2 separate regions of the Homo sapiens genome follow, and region 2 is linked to region 1. A link is an interaction called in ENCODE POLR2A ChIA-PET data of the cell type or tissue named here. Cell type or tissue: GM12878. All regions are shown on one strand.

The links. Peaks named below come from ENCODE experiments on the same cell type or tissue, not always from the same donor. Only the 100,000 strongest peaks of a DNase experiment are listed, where the experiment ranks them.
Region 2: POLR2A ChIA-PET joins it to region 1 with 5 read pairs; 7 of 35 experiments call an interaction of 5 or more read pairs at or near these places.

What each region holds. Positions count from the first base shown.
Region 1 is chr15:85,085,583-85,088,082 of GRCh38, reverse strand. The region is part of intron 6 of PDE8A (phosphodiesterase 8A); the gene reads right to left. Among named protein-coding and RNA genes, the nearest start is that of PDE8A, 100 kb to the right of the region's middle. In GM12878, no CTCF peak of the experiment used is centred here; no DNase peak of the experiment used is centred here.
Region 2 is chr15:84,986,807-84,989,306 of GRCh38, reverse strand. All of the region lies in intron 1 of PDE8A (phosphodiesterase 8A), which reads right to left. Among named protein-coding and RNA genes, the nearest start is that of PDE8A, 6.2 kb to the right of the region's middle. RefSeq lists enhancers at 1,170-1,259, 1,290-1,379. In GM12878, no CTCF peak of the experiment used is centred here; a DNase peak (open chromatin) is centred at 1,002; H3K4me3 peaks cover 644 bases; H3K27ac peaks cover 1,795 bases.

The sequences.
Region 1 (2,500 bases):
TGCATCACTGCACTACAGCCTGGGCTGGGGATAATAAAAATGTTCTAAAATTGTGATGACTGAAGCACAACTCTATGAATATACTAAAATCCTTTGACTATACCTTAATAAGGCTGTTTAAAAATAATAAGATCAAATAACCTGAAATCCCAATACCCAGACGTCTCAACATTCTATTTTATAGAAAAAAATCTAATTATTTTCAATAAGCATTGAAAAATGTTCTAGGCATTAACTTGTACAAATGCATATGTAATATGCATACAAAAACAAGATCATACTCTACAGTTTTATAATCTGCTTTTCTCACTGGCACACTATACATTAATCTTTCCATATCAATAATTTTCATTCTTTATCATCACTTTAAATAACTATATAATATTCTAAGATTATATTATGATTTATTCAATAAATCCCCTATCACTAGACATTTAGGTTGCTTCCAGGTTTTTTCCTTGTATAAGTAATCTCCCAAAGAATGATTTTAAGATTCTCTGGCCTCAGAAGATGAAAAAAAAGAAAACTGCCTGCTTATAAAGTGCAGAGATACTACTAAGTAAACTCTAAAAATAACAATGCTGGCCAGGCACGGTGGATCACACCTGTAATGCCAGCACTCTGGGAGGCAGAAGTAGGCAGATCGCTTGAGTCCAGGTGTTCAAGACCAGCTGGGCAACATGGCAAAACCCTGTCTCTACAAAAAATAAAAAATTAGCTGGCCTGGTGGTATACATCTGTAGTCCTAGCTACTTGAGAAGCTGAGGTGGGAGGACTGCTTGAGCCCAAGAGGTCAAGGATGCAGTGAGCAGTGATCACACAACTGCACTCCAGCCCAGGCAACAGAGTGAGACCCTGTCTCTAAATAAGTAAATAAAAAAAACAATGCCTTTACATTATTGCTGGTATTACTAAACTGTCTCACTAAAGACAATAGCTTAGCCAATAAAAATTAGCTCATTTTTAGCATGTAAAAAAAACCAGGAGATAATATGTAAATTTATAGCTCAATAAAGTTGTTATTAAAAAAAAAAAAAAAAGCAAAAAACATGCTGGGCATGGTGGCTCACACCTGTAATCCTAGCACTAGTCAGAGTTTGAGACCGGCCTGACCAAAATGGTGAAACCCCGTATCTACTAAAAAATACAATAACAACAAAAAATTAGCCAGACCTGGTGGCACATACCTCTGTAATACCAGCTACTTGGGAGGCTGAGGCAGGAGAATCGCTTGAACCTGGGAGGTGAAGGTTGCAGTGAGCAGAGATCATGCCACTGCACTCCAGCCTGGGCAACGGAGTGAGACTCTATCTCAAAAAATAAAAAAATAAAAAATAAAAAAAGCAAAAAACAGTAAGAAGTTCTCACCTCCAATATAACAAGCTTGGCGGAGATGGATCTGTGAGAAGCCCTACTGGGTTTTATCATACTTTTTTTTAACTTTCGCAGATACGGTAAATAAAAAAATGTTAAATCATTTGCATGTCTTTATTAGTGAGGTTGAACATCTTTTCACATTTATTGGCCATTAATATCTCTTGTGAACCACTTGAACATGTCTTTTAATATTTTTCTAATTTTTAATTGATCATTTTTCAATTGATTAATCAAAGCTCTTCATGTATTTATGAGGATATTAACCTAATGTCTGTCCTATATGTTACAAACATATTTTTCCCAGTTAGTCATTTGTCTAAATTTTGAACATTATTTAAGGTTTATTTTAACTGTAGATAAGCTTAACATTTTTATGTTGTCTAATCTGATTATCTTCCTTTATAAAATGTGGCTTTTATAAGTGTTAGTTTATAATGACTTCGTCATCCAATTATGTATGTCCACTTTTATTTTTTAGTACTTACGTAGCCCTACTTTTTCACATTTAAGTCTTTAATTCATTGGAGTTCATTTTGCGGGTAGGACATGAGATTGGAACGTAGCTTAACTTTCTTTCCAGCTAGTCAACCAACTATCACAACTCTAGTCACTGAAAAGTCCACTTTTTCCCGTGTTGATTTAAAATGCCATGTAATCATATGCTAAATTCTTTTTTTTTTTTTTTTACTTTTTGAGATGGAGTTTTGCTCTTGTTGCCCAGGCTGGAGTGCAGTGGCTCGATCTCAGCTCACTGCAACCTTCGCCTCCCGGGTTCCAGTGATTATCCTGCCTCAGCCTCCCAAGTAGCTGGGATGACAGGCATGCGCCACCACGCCCAGCTAATTTTTTGTATTTTTTTTAGTAGAGACGGGGTTTCATCATGTTGGCCAGGCTGGTCTCGAACTCCTGACCTCAGGTGATCCACCAACCTCAGCCTCCCAAAGTGCAGAGATTACAGGCGTGAGCCACCCTGCCCAGCCGATCATCTACTAAATTCTTAAATATATCCAAGTCTGTTTTTTTTTTTTTTGAGACAGAGTCTTGCTCTTGTTGCCCAGGCTGGAGTGCAATGGCACGATCTCAGCTCACTGCAACCTCTCCTGTCTCAGCCTCCTGAGTAGCT
Region 2 (2,500 bases), 99 kb after region 1:
CAAAGCCCCCCATCCCAAATTATTGGAGGTCACCCTCAAAGTTCTGGGAAATCTGCAACATCCTTCCTGTGTGGATGGGCAAACTACACATGGTGCCTGTAGCTAAGACATGCAATATAAACTTGTCAAAACAGCTCTCTGACATGATACTCTACCACTCTTTACCACACAGAGCAGAACAAAAGTAGAACAGAAGGAGGGGACTCAGGAACATTGCTTAACCCTAACTCAGACAAAATTGGAGGCAAAAGCTTTACTAATCACCCCACAGATTAATCACTGGCTTAAGGGTATTTTAGCTTTCTGTTAAAACACAGAATACACCCCAACAACTTTTGTTAAATCTAAACAAGGTGAGATAGACTCGTGGAACATGAATAAAAGCCCTTTCAGCCTTAGAGACTGGTGTACTTATCCAAATATTTACCAAGTGTGCCAAGCACTTTGGGAACTATAAGGAAACTAGGACACAGTGCTTGCCCTCAAGCAGCATATAATCCAGCAGAAGGCTGAAGACAGAAATCCTAGGCTCACACGGATACAGGAGCAGGTCCCAAGAGCAGAGAAAAGAGTGCAAGCCAGCCAAGGGCTCAAGGAAGCTTTCAGCTGGGCCTTGACTAACTCCTGAGAAGATAGGTACATGCAGCACTGGTGGGGGAACAGCACTCTAGGCAAAGGGCAATGGAAAGAACCAGCTCCTGGGGAACTCTTGGTAGGGCAGGCTGCCTGAAACCTGAGCAGGAGAAAGGGGAAAGGAAAAAAACTCCCAAGGGATGCCCTCCCAACTCATTTCAGACAGCAAAGAGGGCAGATTCAGAGGGCGTCACAAAATATCTAGCTTCAGGAGTTAACTGGCACAGGGCTGAAGATGACTTCAACTTCCTCAAACACAGGAACCTAAGGTAGAGCTGTAACCAACTTCCACAGTAAGTCGAAACTTAACAAAATCCTGATAATGCAGATTCAAGATGCCTGCTTAAAACCCAGTTGTCCTGTGAAATCTGTAGCTTAGCAGAAGACCAAAGAATGGGAAATGCAATGAACATAGCTAGTTAACAGAGAGCAACAACCTAACAGGTGAGAGCCAGGACCAGTGGATTTGAATCTCAGCTTAAATGTATGACCTCGGACAAGTTTCTAACCTCTGGTGTCTTATCTGCTAAAGGGAAATGATACCTGCCACCTCACAGGGTTGAAAGGATTAAATGAGATAACATCTTTAAAGCATCTAACATGGTGCTTGCAACACAGAGGGCATCCAAGAAATGGTGGCTATTATTAATATGAATAGTTTGCACTCTAAGAACTGCAGAATCCATCACCTCCTACTGCCTCAGTGTACTGAGAAACCAGGATGAAGCCACTAAGCTTGGGTAAGACTGAGGGCTTACTCATGTCCTAAGTACTTATCCCTCTGTTCTTTTTTTTAAAATTTTTTAAAATATTCTGTCCTTTAAGGTTACTCTGGGATGTCTGCCTCACCCTGTGTCCTCACATCATGAACCTTCTCCTATTTAAGAACCAATCCAAGGCCGGGCGCGGTGGCTCACACCTGTAATCCCAGCACTCTGGGAGGCCGAGGTGGGCAGATCACCTGAGATCAGGAGTTCAAAACCAGCCTGACCAATATGGAGAAACCCCATCTCTACTAAATATACAAAAAAAAAATTAGCCGGGCATGGTGGTGCAAGCCTGTAATCCCAGCTACTCGGGAGGCTAAGGCATGCGAATTGCTTCGACCCGGGAGGCGGAGGTTGTGGTAAGCTGAGATCGCACCATTACACTCCAGCCTGGGCAACAAGAGCAAAAAACTGTCTTTAAAAAAAAAAAAAAAAAAAAAAGGAACCAATCCAAATGGGTAAGCTATCCAAGGGAAAACCAGTCATAAGCCACTTCACAGGAAACATTTGCGCCAGAAGGGACCACAGGCCCTATCATAAACCTTACCTCAGCAAGGCGAGGGTCAAAGCTGGTCAGGGACAGGTTTCAGGTAACAGAATTGTGACAATGTCTATCTTAAGAATCACACTTAAAGTTATGGTGGCAATGACAGTAAGTACTAAAAAACATATGCTATAAATGCAAAGTATTTTATGTATGTAAAAGGAATTCAAGAAAATGAATAAAGAAATATCTTTCTATATACTGAAAAGCACAAGAACACAATGAGGGAACTCACAACCCCTGAGCTCTAGAGATAAACTGTAGTCACTTACTATGGCAGCAGAAAGTTTGGTCTCATTTTTCTCAACTACACTTTCAAAGGAAACTTTCAGTAATTCCATATAATCTAGCAAGGGTCAAAGACCCCTACTGGAGGAAAAAAATCAGTCAGGTCACACACAAAGAGAAAATTGCTTTAGTTTAGCCAAATGTAAAATTTTGAGTAATCAGTTGGGCACAGTAACCCACACCTGTAATCCCAGCACTTTGGTAGGCTGAGGCTGGGGGAATCACAGGAGCCCAGGAGTTTGAGCCTAGCCTGGGCAGCACAGCAAGA